Linked DNA regions of Homo sapiens: region 1 is linked to region 2. A link is an interaction called in ENCODE POLR2A ChIA-PET data of the cell type or tissue named here. Cell type or tissue: B cell. All regions are shown on one strand. Links, peaks and the distances in the headings refer to the core of each region. The heading gives the core; the rest is flanking DNA.

Evidence for each region. ChIA-PET counts read pairs that join two places held together with the same protein. Peaks named below come from ENCODE experiments on the same cell type or tissue, not always from the same donor. Only the 100,000 strongest peaks of a DNase experiment are listed, where the experiment ranks them.
Region 1: POLR2A ChIA-PET joins it to region 2 with 12 read pairs; 9 of 35 experiments call an interaction of 5 or more read pairs at or near these places.

The regions. Positions count from the first base shown.
Region 1 is chr19:38,078,847-38,090,538 of GRCh38, forward strand. SIPA1L3 (signal induced proliferation associated 1 like 3) reads left to right here. Exons shown (of 22, transcript NM_015073.3): 3 at 2,410-4,253; 4 at 9,875-10,005. The coding sequence starts at 2,720. Among named protein-coding and RNA genes, the nearest start is that of SNORD152, 78 kb to the right of the region's middle. RefSeq lists an enhancer at 2,600-3,153. In B cell, for the core only: no CTCF peak of the experiment used is centred there; no DNase peak of the experiment used is centred there; H3K27ac peaks cover 520 bases.
Region 2 is chr19:38,028,229-38,039,920 of GRCh38, forward strand. It overlaps SIPA1L3 (signal induced proliferation associated 1 like 3), which reads left to right. Exons shown (of 22, transcript NM_015073.3): 2 at 861-928. Among named protein-coding and RNA genes, the nearest start is that of SIPA1L3, 130 kb to the left of the region's middle. RefSeq lists an enhancer at 8,817-9,318. In B cell, for the core only: CTCF peaks have their summits at 5,765 and 5,968; DNase peaks (open chromatin) are centred at 4,943, 5,663 and 6,153; H3K4me3 peaks cover 1,628 bases; H3K27ac peaks cover 7,266 bases.

The DNA of each region.
Region 1 (11,692 bases), core at 2,247-10,246, 51 kb after region 2:
CTTTCCCCTTCCTCTCCAGCAGGATTTTCATCTTCTAGAAGTTCAAGGTGGAGACAAAGGGAAGTGACCCCGCAGGGTGTTTTATATGCTGGACAGAAGCACAGACTCCCTTCCCCAGGGGCCTGCAAATCAGGAGGTACTTACACCTCCAATTAGGCAGAGGCCATCTGTTCACTCATATGTATAATACTAAACGAACGTCCTGGACGTTCTAGATGGCTCACGCCTGTAATCCCAGCACTTTGGGAGGCCAAGGCAGGCGGATCATGAGGTCAGGAGATCGAGACCATCCTGGCTAACACGGTGAAACCCTGTCTCTACTAAAAATACAAAAAAATTAGCCAGGTATGGTGGCAGGCACCTGTAGTCCCAGCTACTCAGGAGGCTGAGGCAGGAGAATGGCGTGAACCCAGGAGGCGGAGCTTGCAGTGAGCCGAGATCGCGCCACTGTACTCCAGCCTGGGCAACAGAGCGAGACTCCGTCTCAACTGTTCTAGGCACTGGGAATGCATCAGTGAACAACACAGACATCCCTGCCATTCTGGAGCCAACATTTGAGTGGTGGACCTAGCCAGTAGACAGAACGAACAACTGCTAAGAAAAATTGGAAGAAAGTAGAGTGGGTAATTAAGAAAGGCTTCCAGAAGACCGGGCTTCTCTGTCTCTATAGGGTGATTTGGGAAGGTTTTTGTGTTTGTTTTTGTTTTTGGGGATTTTTTTTTTTTTTTGAGATAGGATCTCGCTTTGTTGCCCAGGCTGGAGTGCAGTGGTGTGATCGTGGCTCATGCAATCTCAACCTCCCGGGTTCGAGTGATCCTTTTACCTCAGCCCCCTGAGTAGCTGGGACTACAGGCACATGCCACCATGCCTGGCTAATTTTTGTATTTTTAGTAGAGATGGGGTTTTGCCATGTTGGCCAGGCTGGTCTTGAGCTGCTGGGCTCAAGTGATCCACCCGCCTTGGCCTCCCAAAGTGCTGGGACTGCAGGTGTGAGCCACCGTGCCCAGCCGGAAGTCCCCATGGAAGAACTGACATCATGGGAAGGAACCAGCCCCAAGAAGGACTGAGGAAGGATATCAGATGTCCTGGATAAGGTTTGGTGCATCAGAACAGAAAAGAAGGCCAGTATGATCAGAGCTTAGTCAGGGATGGGGAGAGACATGGAAGCCAGATCCTGCGGGGCTTGTGGAGCAGGGGAAGGAGTTTGGATGGTGTTTTAATGCAGTAAGTAGTCACTGGGGAGATCTCAGTGAAAAAGTGATGGGCTCTGATTTACCCAGTCATAGTCTGCAGTAACCACATGGATTTCTAGAGACATTCCTTCTGCAGCTTTCCTCCCCAAACTCCACTGGTGCTCATGTTGACTCATCTGTCATTTTCACTTCCTTTCTGGCAGAGTAGCTGAGCTGAGCAAACAACAGAGCAGGTGGACAATAGTCTGGCCTCTGCATGAAGCCACCAGTTCACAGGAAATACAGGGGGCAGAGGAACATGTTAAGTGGCACCTCAGGGATCCTGAAAGTGGGGAAATCCACAGGACAGGTGACCCCTTTCCTTCAACAAGTAAAGAGCATCAAAATAAAGGAAGGTGGCCATTGTAGAGTAGAGGAGACTTGAGAAAATACCTGCATAAGCAGAGGATGATTTCGAACAAACCAGCTCACAAAAGACACCTGCGAGACAATGATGGGAAATGTAATGCAGGCAGGGTAGTGCATGACATTAAAGAATTCTTGTTAATGTAGATGAGTATGATAATGTTACTGTGATTTTTTTTTTTAAATCTTATGTACTAGAGATACAAGCTAAAATATTTATGGGTGAAATGACCTGATGTCTGGCCAGGTATGGTGGTTCATGCCTGTAATCCCAGCACTTTGGGAGGCTGAGGCGGGCGGGGATTGCCTGAGGCCAGGAGTTTGAGACCAGTTTGGCCAATATGACAAAACCCCGTCTCTACTAAAAATAAGAAAAATTAGCCGGGCATGGTAGCACATGCTGGAATTCCAGCTACTTGGGAGGCTGAGGCAGGAGAATCATTCGAACCTTCGAGGTGGATGTTGCAATGAGCCAAGCACATGCCACTGCACTCCAGCCTGGGTGACAGAGCGAGACTCTGTCTCAAAAAAAAAAAAAAATGATGTCTGGGGTTTACTCTAAAACATTCTATCAGAAACAAAGAAGGTCACAAGGCTGGGTGAATAGATGAAATGGGAATGGAAAATAGTTAGTGGTTGTTGGAGCTGATGGGTGACTCAGTCTCCTCTCTGCTTTTGAGTATGTTTGCAAATTTCCATAATAAAAAGATTTTTTAAATGAGTAAGGCTGTCAAGAAAAGTCACATGTCCCACTTTCTGGGAGCAGTAACACGGCCATCGCAGCTCATATTTTCCTTTTCTTCCATTTCAGCATGGCGAGGACAACATCCTTGCTGCCTCCAGCTGGCGGGCGACCACAGCTACTGCCTGCTCTGCGCTACTGAGCCACTCGGTCTGGAGCCCCCAGGACAGCACCTGCTTCCTGAGGTTGTCCTGGCTCAGCTGTGCACAGCGATGGTGGAGAACTGGACTCCACAGGCTCACAACCTTCCTGTCAGGTTTCAGGGCCCAGCATCCTTCATCCTGGGCCTGGCTGCCCTGAACAATGGCTGAGGGCTGGGGGACCCCATAGAGTGACACCACAGCGTACGGGGCCAGCAGCACTCCAGTGCCCGTGGACTATGACCACCTATCGGGCCATCCCCAGCGATGGTGTGGACCTGGCAGCCAGCTGTGGCGCCAGGGTGGGCGATGTCCTCCCTGGGCCACACACAGGGGACTACGCTCCCTTGGGATTCTGGGCCCAGAATGGCAGCATGTCCCAGCCTCTTGGCGAGAGCCCGGCCACCGCCACCGCCACCGCCACCGCCACCACCCGCCCCAGCCCCACCACTCCCGCAATGCCCAAGATGGGCGTGCGCGCAAGGGTGGCCGACTGGCCGCCCAAGCGGGAGGCCCTGAGAGAGCACAGCAACCCAAGCCCCTCCCAGGACACAGATGGCACAAAGGCCACCAAGATGGCCCATTCCATGAGGAGCATACAGAACGGACAGCCCCCCACCAGCACCCCGGCTTCCTCAGGGTCCAAAGCCTTCCACCGACTCTCCAGGAGAAGGTCCAAAGACGTGGAGTTCCAGGACGGGTGGCCCCGGTCCCCCGGCAGGGCCTTCCTCCCCCTTCGGCACCGCAGCAGCAGCGAGATCACCCTCAGCGAGTGTGACGCGGAGGACGCGGGGGAGCCGCGGGGGGCCCGGCACACGGGGGCGCTGCCCCTCTTCCGCGAGTACGGGAGCACCTCGTCCATCGACGTGCAGGGCATGCCCGAGCAGAGCTTCTTCGACATCCTGAACGAGTTCCGCAGCGAGCAGCCCGACGCCCGAGGGTGCCAGGCCCTCACCGAGCTCCTCCGGGCAGATCCTGGCCCACACCTCATGGGGGGCGGCGGCGGAGCCAAGGGGGACTCCCACAACGGGCAGCCCGCCAAGGACAGCCTCCTGCCACTGCAGCCCACGAAGGAGAAGGAGAAGGCCCGGAAGAAACCTGCGCGGGGCCTCGGCGGCGGGGACACGGTGGACTCGTCCATCTTTCGGAAGCTAAGGAGCAGCAAACCCGAGGGGGAGGCTGGGCGTTCCCCGGGGGAGGCCGACGAGGGCCGGAGCCCCCCGGAAGCCAGCAGGCCGTGGGTGTGTCAGAAGAGCTTCGCCCACTTCGACGTGCAGAGCATGCTGTTCGACCTCAACGAGGCGGCCGCCAACAGGGTGTCGGTGTCGCAGCGGCGGAACACCACCACGGGTGCTTCGGCCGCTTCCGCCGCCTCGGCCATGGCCTCCCTCACGGCCTCGCGGGCCCACAGCCTCGGAGGCCTGGACCCGGCCTTCACCAGCACAGAGGACCTAAACTGCAAGGAGAACTTGGAGCAGGACCTCGGCGATGACAACAGCAACGACCTGCTGCTCAGCTGCCCGCACTTCCGCAATGAGATCGGGGGCGAGTGTGAGCGCAACGTGAGCTTCTCCCGGGCTTCCGTGGGCTCCCCGAGCAGCGGCGAGGGCCACCTGGCAGAGCCCGCCCTGAGCGCCTACCGCACCAACGCCAGCATCTCGGTGTTGGAAGTTCCCAAGGAGCAGCAGCGGACGCAGAGTCGGCCCCGGCAGTACAGCATCGAGCATGTGGACCTGGGCGCCCGCTACTACCAGGATTACTTCGTGGGCAAAGGTGACGGATGGCGTGTGGGTGGGAAGGTTGGGTGGGCCGAGGCTTGCCTCCGAGACCCCCACTACTCATTCATTCACTCTGTGCCAGGCCCTGCTCTGGCACTGAGGATGTGGCGGGAACAGAGACCTCCCTTCTGGAGGGCTGTGAGGATCCGGTGAGCAGAGCCACCCGGGCCTCAGCCCTGTGTCTGACACAGCAGCACTCCATAAACCTTGAGCTACAGGACACAGCTCTGCATTTACTCAGCACATATGGACTTGGGGACAGCTCAGTGCCAGGCACTCTCTAGAGCCTGGGGATGTAGTATCAACCAGCTTAAAACAAATGTTCTGTCTTCCTAGTACTTATAATGTTTTCATGGGTAACACAAACATAGAACAGGATAAATACGAAAAATACACAAGGGATTGTAGGCTGCTAAATGCAGTGGAAAAGAGTACAGCAGGGAAGAAGGAAATGGAGTGTCGGAGGGTGGGGGCAGATCCCAGTGGGGGATGGTCAGAGGGGGCCTCCGAGGCAGGTGCAGTTTGAGTACCAAGCTGAAGTCACCATGTGCAAATTGCAGACACTGTTCCCAGAACAGAGCAGCGAATACAAAAGTCTTGGAACTGCCCGGCGCAGTGGCTCACGCCTGTAATCCCAGCACTTTGGGAGGCTGAGGCAGGCGGATCACTTGAGGTCAGGAGTTCAAGACCAGCTTGGCCAACATGGTGAAACCGCATCTCTACTAAAAATACAAAAAAATTAGCCAGGCATGGTGACATGTGGCTGTAATCCCAGCTACTTGGGAGGCTGAGGTAGGAGAATCGCTTGAACCCAGGAGGCAGATGTTGCGGTGGGCTGAGATCATGCCACTGCACTCCAGCCTGGGTGACAGAGTGAGACTCTGTCTCAAAAAAAAAAAAAAAAAAAAATTGAGAATTGCTTGTAACTGCTAGTAACAGGCTTAAACAACATAGAAGGGACTCTCCTGTGAAGAAATCCAGAGTTCAGCAGCCCAGGGCTGGTATGGTCAGTCTTAAGCATCAGTATGGTCAGCCTTAGTGCATGGCATGATCCCCCACTGCTCCACACCAAGATGGCTGCTGGAGTGCCAGGCGTCACATCTGTGTTTCCAGGCAGAGAAAAAGAGGAAAGGGTAAGGACAAAAAGGCAGACCTCTTGTCAAGTCAACCCCCTTATGCCCTTATGCCTAGTGTTTCATTATTGGAACGCTAAGCATGTGGGAGTTATAGCCTACTGCTCAAGGACATTGCCAGGGTCTGAATTTTTACTTGTGGAAAAATTCAAAAAATTGCAGCCTCCGGCATAAATGCGTTAAAGAGCTTTCTCAGAAGCCCGGTCCAACTACTTGCACTTAGTGGCCACACCTGTGTGCAAAAGAGGCTGGGAAACGCAGGTTTTTAGCTAGACAAAGTTTTTCTTTTCCAAGAATAGAGGGCTTTTCTTAAAAAAAAAAAAAAAAAAAAAAGACGAAGTACTAGCAGCTAGTACCCCACAGCAGCTAGGTTTTTTTTTGTTGTTTTTTTCTTTTTCTTTTTTTTTTTTTTTTTTTGAGGCAGTCTCGCTCTGTCGCCTCGCCCAGGCTGGAGTACAGTGGCGCGATCTCAGCTCACTGCAGCCTCTGCCTCCTGGGTTCACGCGATTCTCCTGCCTCAGCCTCCTGAGTAGCTGGGATTACAGGCGCTCGCTATCATGCCCAGCTAATTTTTGTAGTTTTAGTAGAGACAGGGTTTCTCCATGTTGGCCAGGCTGGTCTCGAACTCCTGACCTCAGGTGATCCACCCACCTTGGCCTCCCAAAGAGTTGGGATTACAGGCGTGAGCCACCATGCCCAGCTCACAGCAACTAGTTTTTAAAAATATTTAAAGTAATATCCTTGTCAAACATAACAAATGTCAGTTAAGTCATCCCACAGGACACTGGAGCTCCAACTTGGAGTCAGACAGCCCTCGGTTTGGGGTATCTGTTCCATAGCTGATCCACGTGATACGTTTTACCCTTCAGACTGTGTGACAAATGAAGATGATTATATCAATATCACATGCACAAACAGAATGACACAGAGATTGAAAAGAAAGGGATAAAAAAGAAGTTCCAGGCCGGGCACGGTGGCTCACGCTTGTAATCCCAGCACTTTGGGAGGCCAAGGTGGGTGATCACAAGGTCAGGAGATTGAGACCATCCTGGCTAACACGGTGAAACCCTGTCTCTACTAAAAATACAAAAAATTAGCCGGGCATGGTGGTGGGCGCCTGTAGTCCCAGCTACTCGGGAGGCTGAGGCAGGAGAATGGCATGAACCCGGGAGGCAGAGCTTGCAGTGAGCCGAGATCGCGCCACTGCGCTCCAGCCTGGGCAACAGAGTGAGACTCCGTCTCAAAAAAAAAAAAAAAAAAAAGAAGTTCCAGACAGTTGCTTACAAGGAAAAAGCCAATGAGGCAATGTCAGTATCACATGAAATAGATGTAAAGGTTGAAAGCACCTTTTAGAGGAACTAAGGAGGCCATTTCATGTTTCTTAAAGTTCGCCAAGAAATTCTGGTAGTTGTGAACCTTCGTATACCTGGCAACTTGGTTTAGGGGTACCTAGATTTAAAAAATGGATCAGGCTGGCTGAGCGCATTGGCTCATGCCTGTAATCCCCGCACTTTGGGAGGCCCGAGGCGGGCAGATCACGTGGGGTCAGGAGTTTAAGACCAGCCTGGCCAGCATGGTGAGACCCTGTCTCCACTAAAAAATACAAAAATTAGCTGGGCGTGGTGGCGGGTGCCTGTAATCCCAGCTACTTGGGAGGCTGAGGCCGGAGAATCGCTTGAAGCTGGAAGGCAGAGGTTGCAGTGAGCCGAGATCGCACCATCACAATCCAGCCTGGGCGACAGAGTGAGACTCTGTCCCCTCAACCAAAACAAAACAAAAAAAAAACGCTACGGGGAGAAGTAGAAAAACTCACAACCATAGCGGGAGAAGTGCACAGATTATCTCTCTGAAGTTGACAGAATCTAGTAGCTGAAAAATAAGGATTTAGAGGATTTAGATAACCTAATGAAAACTTGATTTTACACTGTATATGTATTAACTTTGTACCTAACCAACAAAGAACACATTCTTTTCAACCTACACGTACAAATACGTACATGAAAGGAATGTGGATCAAATAAAGATCAAATAAGATTATACATTAAAATACTTAGTTCTTTGTTAGGCAGGTAGGAAGTACTCATCCTGGAGCTTTAAAAAAAAAAGCCGTTTTCTTTTTAAAAATTTCTTTGTAGCCCTGAAAGCTGTTAAAGAAAAAAACGTTCTGGCCAAGCACAAGGGCTCCCTGAAAGTGTAATTCCACCACTTTCGGAGGCCGAGGTAGGATGATTACTTGCCCCAGGAGTTAGAGACCAGCCTGGGCAACATAGTGAGACCTCAAAAAAAGGTTAAAAATTTAGCCAGGTGTGGTGGTGCATGTCTGTAGTCCCAACTGTTGTGGAGGCTGAGATGGGAGGATCGCTTCAGCCCTAGAGGCAGAGGTTGCAGTGAGCCATGATTGCACCACTGCACTCCAGCCTGAGTGACACAGCAATACCCTGTCTCAAAAAACAAAAACTCTTCAATAATATTTGTTAAAGCACAGTAAAGAATGTATTCAGAACCATCACAGCAGGCATAGGGACCACTGCAGCGGAGTCTGGCAGTAGGGAAGAGAGATTGGGCTTAACTCTGAATACAGCGTAGTCAAGTAGGAATTTATAGCCAAGAAGCAAGGTGGGGATCAGTGCATGGAAGAAACTATTAAGAAGAAATGTCAGAGGTAAGGAAGATTCTGGCTAAACCAACCTAATGTTGCTGATGACACGCCAGGATGATCAGACATCACCTTTGGATGGTGGAAGATGAAGAGCTTGATCAGGTGTTGAAGATGTCCAGATATTGAGGATAAGGTTGGGGGGCAGGGTTCTTGCTAAACTGACTTAGCGCAGGGTTCTTTGTTAAAACTGGATTTTACAAGGAGGTGCACAGATGGGCCTAGGAGAAGATTCCAAAGCCTGACTAAAGTTTGGCCAAGCAAAGAATCTTTGTCAAAGCTAGTAAATAAGTCATTGGTCAGTGTTTATTGAGTGCCTACTATATGCTAGGATTCGCAAGGAGCTAGATATGCATTGATGGAAAAAGCAACAACCCCTGTAGCTGCTTCAGGAATAAGCTGGTATTTGTGATCTGTAGAGTACAATGTTTATTCCATTCTCTGATCAGCTGGAGATTGTTGAACCCCCTGCAGATGCTGTTCTGATCGGGGTCATTAATTACCACACAGTATTTTGCCCTTAGACTAGCCTTTGATTTGCCAAGAGCATCTCATGAGAACCAGAACCATCAGTTAAACATTCAGTGTACCAGTACAATTTCCGGTGGTGGGTAGATGCTAACTTTGTGGACTTGGATCAAGACAGACCGCTGGCGGATACCCACACAAGCATGAGATACTTGGGTTATACATCAGGAAGAACTATTTGCCTGGAAGGGTTATAAGATAGTAGCATGTTTTAGAAAAAAAGAGGAGGCAGCTGTCAGGTAGACGAGGGAGCAGGAGGTGTGTCCCATGCCTGGCTAAAGCCTCTGTTACCCTAAGGGAAAAAACAGCAGTGTTGGCCGGGCACGGTGGCTCACGCCTGTAATCCCAGCACTTTGGGAGGCCGAGGTGGGCAGATCACAAGGTCAGGAGATCGGGACCATCATGGCTAACATGGTGAAACCCCGTCTCTGCTAAAAATATAAGAAATTAGCCAGGCGCGGTGGCGGGCGCCTGTAGTCCCAGCTACTCGGGAGGCTGAGGCAGGAGAATGGAGTGAACCCGGGAGGTGGAGCTTGCAGTGAGCCGAGATCGCGCCAATGCCCTCCAGTCTGGACAACAGTCTCAAAAAGAAAAAAAAAGAAAAAAAGCAGTGTTGAAGTTACCTAGGTAAAGAAACATGGTGAGATAAAGGTGATGCCTAGGGGCCCCTATCGTGGTCCCTGACAGGCACCAACAACTGGGGATGGTCATTGCCAACACTCATCATGTGCGTACTATGTGCCTGGCACGGTGCTGAAGGCTGGGTCCACCTTTAACTTTACGGCTGAAAATGCTATCTAGCGACTTGGCTGGGGCCAGACATCTATTAAGGGGCAGAGCCCAGGTGTGAGGAGGCTCTCTAGAATCTTTCTTAACAGTTTCACAAGGGCTAATCCGCAGTTAAACCAAGTGGACCATTTGCAAACACGGGATTAATCGCAGTGATGCTGGGTTGATGGCATGCCATGCACTGTACTAAGTGTTTCATATTTGTAGCTTCATTTTTGCCTTCACATCCACTCTCTGAATTGTGGGTGGCATCAAGGTCCTGTTTTCTCAGATGAGAGCGCTGAGGCTCAGAAAAGTTCTGTGGCTTGGCAGGTGGTACAGTAAGGTGGGCTTTTGCCTCTTACAGTGTCTCCACTGGGGGTGTCTGTGACCAGGCATGAGGTTTGCGTGACCAGCATCCCACAGATTGCACAGGACCCTGCCTGGTCGCCCTGTCTGCAGGCCTGCTGGGCATCAGGGCCCCTCCTTCCCAGACAGCTGAGCCTGAACTCGCCTGCTCTTCCTTCTTAGAACATGCCAATTACTTCGGCGTGGATGAGAAGCTGGGGCCAGTGGCTGTGAGCATTAAGCGGGAGAAGCTGGAAGACCACAAGGAGCACGGACCTCAGTACCAGTACAGGATCATCTTCCGGACCCGCGAGGTAGGTCCCATCACTCTCGTTCTTATTAAAGAAATCATAGCCACTCACATCTCGAGCCAGGTTCTGGGGGCAAACGCTTCCCCAGCTTCATCTCATGGAATCCTCCCAACAACCCCGGGAGAGCAATCCTGTTAGTCTCTCCATCTCACAGAGGAAGAAACTAAGACGCAGAATTTAAATGACTTCTGGCCAGGCATGGTGGCTCACGCCTGTAATCCCAGCACTTTGGGAAGCTTGGCGGGTGGCTCACTTGAGATCAAGAGTTCAAGACCAGCCTGACCAACATGGCGAAACCCCATCTCTACCAAAAATACAAATTAGCCAGGTGTGGTAGCACGCGCCTGTAATCCCAGCTATTGGGGAGACTGAGCCAGGTGAATTGCTTGAACCTGAGAGGCAGAGGCTGCAGTGAGCTGAGTTTATGCCACTGCACTCCAGCCTGCCAGCCTGGGTGACAGAGTGGTGAGACTGTGTCTCAAAAAAAAAAAAAAAAAAAGAAAAAAAAAATTAAATGATTTCTATAGGATCAGTGAACCAGTAGCCAGACCAAGATTTCAGTCCAGGGTGTCTGACTTCAGAGCCCAACATTACAAAACCTGTTTGCAAGAGATTAGCTCTAATAAGCATAAGAAATAAAAGGGAAGGTAAGGGATCATTTTAGGAACATGAGGTGTCCTACGTAATGGAAAGAATTAAGGCAACAAGCCTCAGGCAGGACAGGAACTGGGGACTCTCAACCACAGGTACTGCTGTTATGCCAATCAGCTCAAGGTACTCCCAATGTGTCACTTTCCATTCTGAGTAGAGAAGCCCATGGTCCTGGCTGGAAGCCTTCCCCTGGATTAAATGTCAACTGTAGCTAGTGAGGAAGGCCTGTTGGGGCACCCATGCTCTATTAGGACTCTAAATTGTAAGTGACAGAAATCTATTTCTAACTTGCTTAAGTCAGAAATAGCATTCATTGGTTCATGTAACTGCAAATCTAGGGGTAGGGCAAACTTCCGGCATAGCTGGACTTAGAGACTCAAATGCAGTCTCCAGAACTCTGCTTCTTTAACTCTCTGCTTGGCTCTGCTTTTTGCATCGCGAGTGTCATTTTCTTCTGCCACTAACAAGCTCTCACCATGTCATGGGAACATGGAGATGGGCTGCTCAAATCTACTTCTTTGCACTGTCTCTTCCAAAAGGCTCAGACTGGCCAGGCGCAGTGGCTCACTCTTGTAATCCCAGCACTTTGGGAGGCCGAGGCAGGCAGGTCACCTGAGGTCAGGAGTTCGAGACCAGCCTGGCCAACATGGTAAAACCCCGTCTCTACTAAAAATACAAAAATTAGCTGGGCGTGGTGGCAGGCACCTGTAATCCTAGCTACTCAGGAGGCTGAGACAGGAGAATTGCTTGAACCCGGGAGGCAGAGGTTGCAGTGAGCTGAGATCGCGCCATTGTACTCCAGCCTAGGTGACAAATGCAAAACTCCATCTCAAAAAAAAAAAAAAAAAAGGCTTACACTGATTTATCTGGGAAGAACTCTGGCTCTGCTTTAGATCACAAGCCCAAGTCCTGAGCCAGTCGCTGTGATCAGGGGTGGTAGAGGAAACTGCCCGGTCTAGCATGTGTTACCCACCTTGGGTCCAGGGGCAGGGCCAGGCACTGTGATTGACAGTTCCACCAGAGCTCCCTGGAGGAGGAG
Region 2 (11,692 bases), core at 2,121-10,120:
CCAGGACAAGTATGATTTCTCTGTCATTCCTCTGCTCACAGTTGTCTGAGGAAATGTCCTTAGAATAGCCCTTCATCTGTCCCCCCTGCCACCGCTTGCCCCTCACTCACCCCGTGCCAGCTCCATGGGCCTCCTGACTGCTCCTGAGATGCTCCACATCTGCTCCTGCCCTCTGGAAGGCTCTTTCCCAGGTAGTCACATGATCTGTGGTCTCATGTATTCACATCTCTGTCCCCTCGTCCGGGAGGCCTTCCCCGAGCTCTCCGTTTAAGGTCACAGTCCCATCACTATGGCGTCACCCCGCTAGGTTTCATCAAGGTTCCACTCTGTGACTTTGTATTGTGTATTTGTTTATTGTCCTCCTCCCCTACTAGAATGTCTGCTCTCTGAGGACAGCTACTTTGTCTTGGAGAACCCTGGTTGTATTCCCGGAGCCTGGCACATAGCAGGTGTTCAGTAAATACTTTTTTTTTTTTTTTTTTGAGACAGAGTCTTGCTCCATCACCCAGGCTGGAGTGCAGTGGCACAATCTTGGCTCATTGCAACCTCCACCTCCCGGGTTCAAGTGATTCTCCTGCCTCAGCCTCCCAAGTACCTGGCATGACAGGCGCCCACCACCACGCCCGGCTAATTTTTTGTATTTTTAGTAGAGATGGGGTTTTGCCATGTTGGCCAGGCTGGTCTTGAACTCCTGGCCTCAAGTGATCCGCCTGCCTTGGCCTCCCATAGTGCTGGGATTACACTCAGCCATGTTCAGTAAATACTTGTTGAAAGAGTGAATATGTGACTGACAGCTGGGTATTACTGCAGGAAGGCTTAAGTTGGCCAGAGACCTAACCTCTTCTTTTTCCTCCATGTAGATGCACAGTCTCTGACATCAGCTCTCCTGGGACCCTCCAAGAGCACTAGTGTCTAGAAGGCACTAAGGGTGAGTAAGGCGTGGCTGCTGGTTTGCTTAGAATTTTACAACTCATACACATATTATTTTTTTTAAAATTTTAAAAAAAGAGTATCAAGGGAAAAATGAAAGTTTGCATCGCTGTACTTCTGTCACCCGCAAGCCTAACGTCTACCCCAGAGGTAATTACTGTCAGTCACTGGCTGGGTGCCCTGCCAGACCTTTTCCCATACACAAACATTCCTACATGCACATATACACACTTATTTTGGTTCGTTGTGTGAGAAAAAGGAACCAGGCTATGCAGTGCTTCTTGGCTTGCTTCCACCATCCCCAATAATAGTATGTTTTGAAGATCTTTGCTCATGAGCATACCTCAGCATATCATACATTTCATATACTTTTATTTTTTCTTTACTTTTTAATTCAATTTTTAAACTTTACATAGAGTAAAACCCTCTTTTGGTATATAGTTCTTTGTTTTGTTTTGAGATGGAGTTTCACTTTTGTTGCCCAGGCTGGAGTGCAGTGGCGTGATCTTGGCTCACCGCAACCTCCGCCTCCCGGGTTCAAGCGATTCTCCTGCTTCAGCCTCCGGAGTAGCTGGGATTACTAGGCATGCGCCACCATGACTGGCTAATTTTGTATTTTTAGTAGAGGTGGGGTTTCTCCATGTTGGTCAGGCTGGTTTCGAACTCCCGACCTCAGGTGAACTGCCCACCTCGGCCTCTTTTTTTTTTTTTTTTGAGATGGAGTCTCACTCTGTCACCCAGGCTGGAGTGCAGTGGCGCCATCTCAGCTCACTGCAACCTCCACCTCCCAGGTTCAAGTGATTCTCCGGCCTCAGCCTCCCGAATAGCTGGGATTACAGGCCCCTGACATCATGCCCGGCTGATTTTTGTATTTTTGTAGAGATGAGGTTTCACCATGCTGGCCAGGCTGGTCTTGAACTCCTGACCTCAGGTGATCCATCCGCCTCAGCCTCCCAAAATGCTGGGATTACAGGCATGAACCACCGCACCTGGCCGGTATACAGTTCTTTGAATGGAGACAGATGTAGACAGTTGTGAAACTGCCACCACGATCAAGATTCAGAGCAGCCCCACCGCCCCACTATGTGAATGTACTGGTTTCTCTGTTGGTTAAAAATATGAGCCAGGTGTGGTGGCTCACACCTGTGATCCCAGCACTTTGAGAGGCTGAGGCTCGAGGATCGATTGAGCCCAGGTGCTGGAGACCAGCCTGGGCAACAAAGTGAGACCCTGTCTCTACAAAAAATACAAAAATTAGCTGGGCGTGGTGATGCACACTTGTAGTTCCAGCTACACTGGGGCTAAAGTGGAGGGTCACCTGAACCGGTGGAGGTCAAGGCTGCTGTGAGACCCTGTCTCAAAAAAACCTAAAAATTTAAATAAATAAATAAATACATACATACATACACATGTATGGCATGGGTAATGGGTATTTACACATATTTTATATATATATATGTGGCAAATATATATATATATATATATATATATATGGCAAATACTTACCTGTGCTATATAGGTTTTGAATATGTTATGTTTAGGTTTCTGGGTTGGGTTTGGGTTGGTTTGCTAGTGAACATTCTCTCTTGTTTCTGTGGGTGGGTTCTAAGCAGTGGCATGGGCCCCCAGCTGCATGTCATTTCAGTTTGCAGTGACGCCTTCCTGGACGATTCCCAGCTTTGTTGGGAGGGGCCATTGTCTGATCCTTGAAGAACCAAGAGACCATAACGGTGTGGGAGGTGGAAGGGGGAGGATTGTGGCATTCAGACCCTGGATGCAGGTAGCCGTGTCGGCCAAGCTGCGGGAACTGAGTGGCTGTGGATGGAGTTTCTCTCTCCTGGATGTTTAGTGGGTCTCATCACATTCCCTCATCCTGGCAGTCTTGCCTGGGTACCTGAAGCTTGTGTGTGGGACAGTTGCTAGGGGCCAGATTTCTGTCAAAGGATGCTTCCTGGCACAATTCTTGATTACTTTTATTTTGAAGTGATTTTAGAGTTATAAAAAAGTTGTGAAAATGGTTACAAAGTTCACATGTCTACCCTACATCCAGCTTCCCCCATGTTACCATCTTATACAACCTTAACACAGTGATCAAAACAGGAAATTCACACAACCCAGTACGATTAACTCAATGACAGACATTAATCACATTTCACCAGTTTTTCTGCGGATGTCCTTTTTTCTTCCAAGAGTCTATTCTTGATCCCACATTGCATTTGGTTTTCTTGTCTCCTTAACCTCCTCCGATCTGGAACAATTCCTCCGTCTTTCCTAGCCTTTCATGACCCAGACACTTTGGAAGAGGACTGCTCTGCTATTTTGTTGGGTGTTTCAACTTGGGTTTTTCTGATGTTTTCTCATGACCTGATTGAGGTTATTCATTATTTGGAACAGTGCCACACAGGCAGCATGCCCTTCTCAGTGCGTCATTGTGGGGGTCTGTGACATCAATGCATCATATTTCCGGTAATGTTCACCTAGATCACTTGGTTAAGTTGCTGTGTGCCAGATTTCTCCACAGTAAAGTTACACTTTTCCCTTTGTAATTAATGGCTATCTTGGGGCACTCCAGGCCAGGAGTTTGAAACCAGCTTGTGCAATGAAGTGAGACCCTAGCTCTAAAAAAATAAAATAGAAACAAATTAGCCAGGTGTGGTGGTGCACACCTGTAGTCCCAGCTACTCAGGAGGTTGAGGCAGGAGGATCGCTTGAGCCCAGGATGCGGAGATTGCAGTGAGCTGAGATCGTGCCACTGCACTCCAGTGTGGGTGACAGAGCAAGAGCCTGTCTCTTTAAAACAAAACAAAAATGCTACCTTTGGGGAGAAACTTTGAGGCTATGCTAATATCCCACATCCCGCTTTTCCTCAAACTTCCACCCACTAATTTTACCATCCATTGGTGGCCGGGTCTTGTCTACAGCAGTTACTGCTGTGCTGTTTCCCTGATGGCAGTTTTTGTGTGCCTCTCATTCCATCTACATTTATTAATTGGAACTCTTCTGTAAGGAAGACCTGTCCCTTCCCCCTTATTTCTTTATTTAGTTACTAATTTATATCCTATGGGCTCATAGATACTTGTTTTAATCTAGCACATTCCTTTTTCATGTGATAAAAGCTCCCAAGTTCCAAGTAAATTCCTAGCATTGCCTCTCACACAGCAGGAAGAACGGCACTTTTCCTACGTGGTAACCAGGGCCTTAGGGAACTTGGAAAGAACATGAACAGGTTTCGTTTGTTCATTCATTTATTTTCCTTCACTCAGCAAATATGCATTTGAGCACCTACTATCTGCTTCTAGGCACTAGGGATTCAGGAATGAAAAAACAAACTCCTTACCTTAAGGGAACGGACATCCTACTGGAGAATAAAACAGTAAACAGATAAAAAGTGAATATAGGGCTGGGCATGGTGGCTCACACCTGTAATCCCAACACCTTTGGGAGGCCAAGGTGGGCGGGTCACTTGCGGTCAGGAGTTCAAGACCAGCCTGGCCAACATGGTGGCCGTCTCTACTAAACCCCGTCTCTACTAAAAATACAAAAAAATTAGCCAACCGTGGTGGCACACACCTGTAATCCTAGCTACTTGAGAGGCTGAGGTGGGAGGATCGCTTGAACCCAGAGGCAGAGGTGGCAGTGAGCTGAGGTTGCGCCACTGCACTCCAGCCTGGGCAACAGAGCGAGACTCGGTCTCAAAAAAAAAAAAGAAGTGAATATAGGATAAGTTGGATGTATATAGTGTACATAGGATGTATATAGGAGTATATAGTGATGAATAAAGCAGGGAAGGGGACTGGCCTCACAGGGCAATTTTCGGACAAGGTGGCCAAGGAAGGCCTCTCTGAGGAGGCCCTGAATAGAGGAGGGAGTGAGGCGGTCCCCAGCCTAATTCATCCACAGCCATCCGGGAGATCACAGTCAAATCATCTCCCTTCTGAACACAGTTTCTGTGAAAAGGAAATGTGTTCCCTCTCCAAGGGGCAGCCCTGCTCAGCTGGAGCCAGTCTTATCCCTGAGTATTGCCAGATCTGATGTTCCCCGCAATAGAAAAGGAAAGTGAAAAATTTTTTGCCAGTCCATTGAACCCAAATTATGCAACGTCAGATAATGAATGACTGTGACTATGTTTTGTTTTCATTGTGTTTATTTTTTAAGTTTGCTTTTCTTTGTAGCAAAAGATAGCAATTTTTCATTTTTAGTGGTGATATGGATTCTTTTTAAATATATAAAGCTTGAACATCACTTGAGGGCTGGGTGCAGTGGCTCACTCTATAATCCCAGCTCTTTGGGAGGTCAAGGCAGGAGAATCACTTGAGGCCAAGAGTTTAAGACCAGCCTGGGCAGCAGAGTGAGACTCCATCTCTACAAAAAATGTTTTAAATAGCCAGGCTTGGTGGCATGCACCTGTAGTCCCAGGAACTCGGACGGCTATGGCAGGAGGATCACTTGCGCCCAGGAGGTCGAGGCCATGCTACTGTACTCCAGCCCCGGGCAATAGAGCGAGAGAGATACGTATGTGTGTGTGTGTGTGTGTGTGTGTGCGTGTATGTAAATAATTGTACAGATGGGGAGTAGATACAGCTGAAAAGGAAGGGTGGAACACAGCGACTGGGCTTGGTAAGCACTGTATGGCTCAGCCACCCACTGTTTTTCCTCTGGGTCAGGGGTTCTCAGCAGCGGGCCTGAGCTGAAATTGGCAAACAATTACCATGGGTGTGCGCCTTGAGCCATTTGCATCATGGTATGTGCATTCGGCCAGGAATGTCTTCAAGTTTCAGGAACAGAAACCCCCGCTCACTGCAGCTTGATTGAATGAGGGCTTATTTCTCGCTCACAACAGCACACCTGGAGGTGCTTGGCTGCCAGTGTTAGTTTGGTGGCTGGGCAGTGTCAGGGCAGAGCCGCTTTGATTCTCTTGATCTTTCCCCTCATGGACACATCGCTCCTGCTGCCATGTCGCATAGCCTCCCCTAGCTCCAAGGAAGGTGGCAAATGTTATTTAACTTTTCAGCCTTTCCTGAGGAGGAAGCCAGAGAAAAAATGAATTGAGAGTATCTGTTGGGGTGGCCAGCCAGCACTGCCTGGTTTCATGGGGAAGGAAAAGCAGTAATAATGAACATTAATGGGTGCTGACTCTGTGCCAAGCCCTGCCGTAAGCGCCTCACGTGCATGATCTCATTCAGTTCTTGTAACTACCCTAAGACGTCACTGCTGTGATATCCCCATGGTAATGATGAGGAAACTGAGGCACGAGTGGTGAAGCTGCCTGCCAGGTAGAGGAGCTGGGACAGGGAGGCATGCAGCCTGGGTCCAGGGCCCCTGTTCTTAGCCACTACACTTTGTTGCCTCATAAGAGGTCCGGGGGTGCGGGGGGTGGGGTACAGGGGACCAGGCTGCTCACTGTCTGGCCTGGGTTTAAATTCTTCCAGCAAGGGCAGAGCCCAGCAGTGTGTTTTGCTTTGGGGAAGTTGTGATCATTAAAAAACTGTCTTGTGAATCACATCCGCCCCTGTGTAACTAACTACCTCCCACTGGTTCAGGTCTAGTCCTCGGGAGAGCACCAGCTGCACGTCTTATTCCTGGCAGCCCTGCAGGGACTTACAAGTGGCTGAGGGAACCCCTCTTGGCCTCCCTTTTTCCAAACTATACCTGTGCTTTTAGTTATTCTTCCCAGGATGAGCCTTCTAGCCTTTTCTTTCTCTGGAGGTCTGCTGGTTGATTGCGCACACATTTGATATGCGCCTCCCCTGCCCGTCCCTGTAGAGTAGTGGGGATGCAGTGGTGACTGGACCAGCCTCATGGCTGGGTGGCTCTGCCCTCATGCGGCTCCCCATCCGGTGAGGGAAGCAGACCTTCAGACCCCAGAGTGGTCAGGTCTGTGATCGGGGAAGCCCAGGGGAGTGGGAACCCAGTGGAGGTGCCTAACCCAGCCTAGGGGTCAAAGAGGGCTCCTGGAAGCAGCTTTTGGGCTTTGGAGGTGGAATAGAGATTCATCAAGGAGCCGTTTCTACCATCTTCTCCACCTGCCTTTCTTCAGTGAAACTCTCACGACAGCTCTCCTTTCTGAACTTCTGTTTCCCTCCTCAGTAAAATGAAAGATTCAGACTTGGGTCTCCATCCATCCTTCCAACCAACCATCATTGATTGGGCACCTCCCATGTTCCTGCTCCTCTTGCTGGGCACGAGGCTTACCCTGGTATACAGTATGTTGGGAAGTTCTGCAGGTAAACAACCCAGAGTGATAAGAGTTCTAATAGGGGAAGCCACGGGGCTGTGGGAACCCCAAGAAGGCACCTAACGGTGACTTGGAGTTTGGGGACAGGCTTCTCCAGGGAGATGAAAGCAAAAATGGGTTGACACGGTGGCCAAGAGCACAGCTTTCCGGAATCCAGCTGACCTGGGGTCTAGTCATAGCTGAGCCCGTGACTAGCCCTAAATGGGCAGCTTAACTGTGGGTGCTTCCATTTTCTCCCAAGGTGGTTGTAAGGATTAAGATGGGATTATGAATTTCAAGTACCTAGGACAGTACCTGGCACGAGAAGTCGCATAATAGATGATAATGAGATGATGATGATGAGATGATGGTGGTGGCGGTGGTGGAGGTGGTGATGATGATAATGAGGAGGAGGAGGATGGTGGCAGCTTGCATTCATTAGCCCTTACTGCATGTTGGAGGTTAGGTGGCTTAGTAACAGCCTATAAGATAATAAGCGTGAGCTGCTGCTGTTGTGATTATTCATTCACCAGACATGTGAGGGGTCGCCCTGCACCCAGCCCTGAGCTGGCACAGGCCTAGGTGTAGCAGGACTGTGTTCTGGGAGCAGAGTTCATACAGCGAAAGCCTGGGCCAGGAATTTCATGGGCCAAGTTGGGAGTTTCTTTGGTGTGTGTTGGAGACCCATGGCTCCTGGCCTCCTGGTCCCCTTTCTTGTTCATTCCTGAGACTTTTCAGCACTGGCCTCAAGAGTGTAGGCTGCCCTTGACCTCTGTGGCCAGAACGCATGGATGCTCTGCTCAGCCCATCAGCCAAGCCCCAAATTAGACCTGACAGTGTGATTTATTCTCTGGGATGGAGCCGGGAGGGCACAGCCCCAGTGGGTGATTCGGAGGGAAGGTTGTCAGCCCGAATTAGCCCAGACCTTTCATGCAGCCTTGCTGGTTCAGCTTCCTCTGGCTAAGAGGGTTTTCCAGGGTGTTGCTGGCTTCAGCACTGCCTCCTTCCCCGTCCCCAGGGACGGACACTTGGCTGTGATCCCTAAGGAGCGTGTGTCCCGAGGGCTGCCCAGGCAGGCCCTGTCTGAAGGCAGTGGAGGCTTTGGGTCATTTCATCTGCCCCCTCAGGAGCACAGAGTCGCAGCTCCGTGGAGTGCTTGGCCCATTCCCCGCTTCTGTTCTTTCACTGAGTTCCGTGCTGGGTGGCTGGTGGCCGTTTCCCTGCTCCACACCTTCCGGTCGGTGATCACAGTGTCTCTGCTTTCTAGCTGCCTTCATTCATTCACAGGAATGCCTCTGATGGGCGAGTTTCTGCTGCAGTAACAAATTAACCCTGAAATCCTAGAGGTTGGACACAACAGATGTCCATTTCTTACTTGTGACATGGGCAGGTCAGGTGGGAGGGCTTAACCTTGTACCTCAGGGACCCAGGCTGACAGGAGCTCCCCCCACTCGCCCCATCCCGGCCTGCCCCTGTCTTGGAGCCTCACAGGCTGCAGAGACACCACAGCAGAAGGGGACGGAGAGGTGCACAGCAGCACTTAGATGCCGAGGCCCAGAAGCCACGTGTTCACTTCCACCTGCACCCAGAACTGTCACACGGTCCTGCCTAACTACAAGGGACTAGAAATACGATACTCAGTGAGCAGTAACTCTCATAGCCACAGTGGACTGGTGGGGTATTTATGCAGCACCTACTGTGTGCCAGGCCTTCTCAGGGCTCTAGAAATGCAGAGGTGTCCCCCTGCCTTCCTGGAGCTCATAGTTTAGTGGTGGAAACAGAATTGAAGTAATTACAGCAACAGCTGTGTGATTATGTCTGCACTAAGTGCTCTGGCAGAGGAGCCCAGAGGGCCGTGACAGCATATCTGAGAGCCCGGACATGTCTTGAGAGGTCAGGGAACGTCTGTCATAAGGACTGACGTTTGGGAGGAGGCCTGAAGGATAAGTAGACCTTCCCCCAGTGGGGGCGAGGAATGGGGAGAGAGTCCCTGGTAGAGGGAACCGCATCAGCAGAGCTCCGGACGTGGGAAGGAGCTTGACTCTGCGAAGGAACTGGAAGAAGACCTGTGTAACTGCAGGGTCAAGAGCTGGGAGAGGTAGGTGGGGGCAGATGGTGCCGGGTCTGGCTGGCGGTGAGGAGGAGGCTGGGACTTGGAACACCTGCCTTTTGGAGCTGTTGAAAGAATCAAATGAGCTCAGTCATTCTCTTAACAAATGCTGAGTTCCCACTCTTTGGCAGGGGGTGTTCCAGCAGTGAACAAGACGACAAATATCCCTGTTCTCAGAGCTGGCATTCGAGGAGCGGGACACAGGCAGTGAACCAGGCAGATACATAGGATAATTTTTACCTGGTGAAAAAAACTGCTGACCAGTAAATAGAGTAAAACAATAAGGAGCGTATGGATTGGAGGCTTTTGGCTCCAGGTAACGGCAACCCCCATTCATGCAGACTTAAGCAGTCAGGCCCCCCACCTCCAAGTCTGAGGGTTCTTTGGACCCTGTGAGCTGGTGACACAGCAGCTCAACAATAGCCTGGGGGACTGTCTGTCACGGTGCCTTCATCTTAAAGCAGGCACCTTCCATGGTCAGAGGATGGCAGGTAGGGATGCCCTGGGCAGTGTCAGGGCAGGTAGCGGGAGATTTTTCAAACTCTGCATGTCCCAAGGATCTGCCACTAGCGTGCCTTGGTGACAGTGAATTATAGAAGCCAGTGTGAGAGTAAGGAGGAAGCTGTTGCTCTAGTCTAGGCTGGAGATGCCAGAGGATGGGGCCAGGGTAAGGAGCATGGAGGGAGAGGAGGGGGCAGGTTCTGGGTACGGTTTGGAGGTAGAGTGGACAGGACTTGCTAATGGCATGGCTGCTGGAAAGGAGTTCTGAGCAGACACACACAGATGTCCACTGTGCACTGTATCTTCCTCATGTAAAAGTCATGTGCAGGCCAGACGAGGTGGCTCATTCCTGTAATCCCAGCACTTTGGGAGGCCCAGGTGAGCAGATCACCTGTCAGGAGTTCGAGACCAGCCTGGCCAGCATGGTGAAACCCCATCTCTACTAAAAATACAAAAATTAGCCAGGCATGGTGGTGGGCGCCTGTAATCCCAGCTGCTCAGGAGGCTGAGGCAGGGAGAATTGCTTGAACTCAGGAGGCAGAGGTTGCAGTGAGCCAAGATCACGTCACTGCACTGTAGCCTGGGTGACAGCGAGACTCCGTCTCAAAAAAAAAAAAAAAAAAGTCATGTGCATGTTACAGTCTGAGAAATCCTACAGGAAAGAAACCCGCTTCTTTGACTATGGAGCACTTTTCTTTTTGAAAGACACCCAGGAACATCTTCTACAGTGTAATTTGGAAAATGTTTAATAATGATTCCCATCCTTGCTGTACATTAGAATTATGTTGGCAACTTTAAGAAATCCCAAGGCCTGGGTCTCACCCTTGACCAATTCAGTTAGAGTTACTGAGCGACATTATAAAGCTGTATTATTTGTTTGCATTTCTTTAATTTTTTAATTTTAATTTTTATTTTTTGGAGACACAGTCTCACTTTGTCGCCCAGGCTGGAGTGCAGTGGCACAATCTTGGCTCACCACAACCTCCGCCTCCGAGGTTCAAGCAATTCTTATACCTCAGCCTCCTGAGTAGCTGGACCACAGGCGTGCACCACCACGCCTGGCTAATTTTTTGTATTTTAGTAGAGACAAGCTTTCACCATGTTGCCCAGGGTGGTCTCGAACTCCTGAGCTCAGACAATCCACCTGCCTTGGCCTCCCAAAGTGCTAGGATTACAGGCATGAGCCACCTTGCCTAGCCTGCATTTCTGATTATCAAAGTAATGCTTGTTTGTTGTTTAAAAAAAGAAATCAAAGGACCCATAATGCCCCAAGATAATCACTTTTATGAGCTGGTGTGTGTCTTCCAGATTTTTTTCAACACTTGTACCTAAAAAATGCCATACGTGCCCCAAAACAAAGTGGTTCGATAGCTTTCCAAAGAGATGAAAAAAAGTTTGCCAGCGGGGGGTGGGGGTGGTGGGGGTGGGGGTCGGGCATGGTGGCTCACGCCTGTAATCCCAGCAATTTGGGAGGCTGAGGCGGGTGAATCACTTGAGGCCAGAAGTTCGAGACCAGCCTGGCCAGCATGGTGAAACCCCATCTCTACTAAAAATACAAAAATTAGCCTGACGTGGTGGCACGCGCATGTAATCCCAGCTACTCAGGAGGCTGAGGCAGGAGAATTGCTTGAACCGGGGAGGCAGAGGTTGCAGTGAGCCAAGATTGCACCACTCTACTCCAGCCTGGGCAACAGAGCAAGACTCTGTCTCAAAAAAAAAAAAAAAAAAAAAAAGTTTGGAGGCCCACCTGAAACATTCAGGGATTTGAACAACATAATCAGCTGCCTTTCTGTATTTCCTAATTGATTAATTTTGTGACATGTTTGGAATCCAGATATCAAAAATGTTGAATTCAGCAGGGTACAGTGGCTCACGCCTGTAATCCTGTCCCTTTGGGAAGCATAGGAGGATCGCCTGAGGCCAGGAGTTTGAGACCA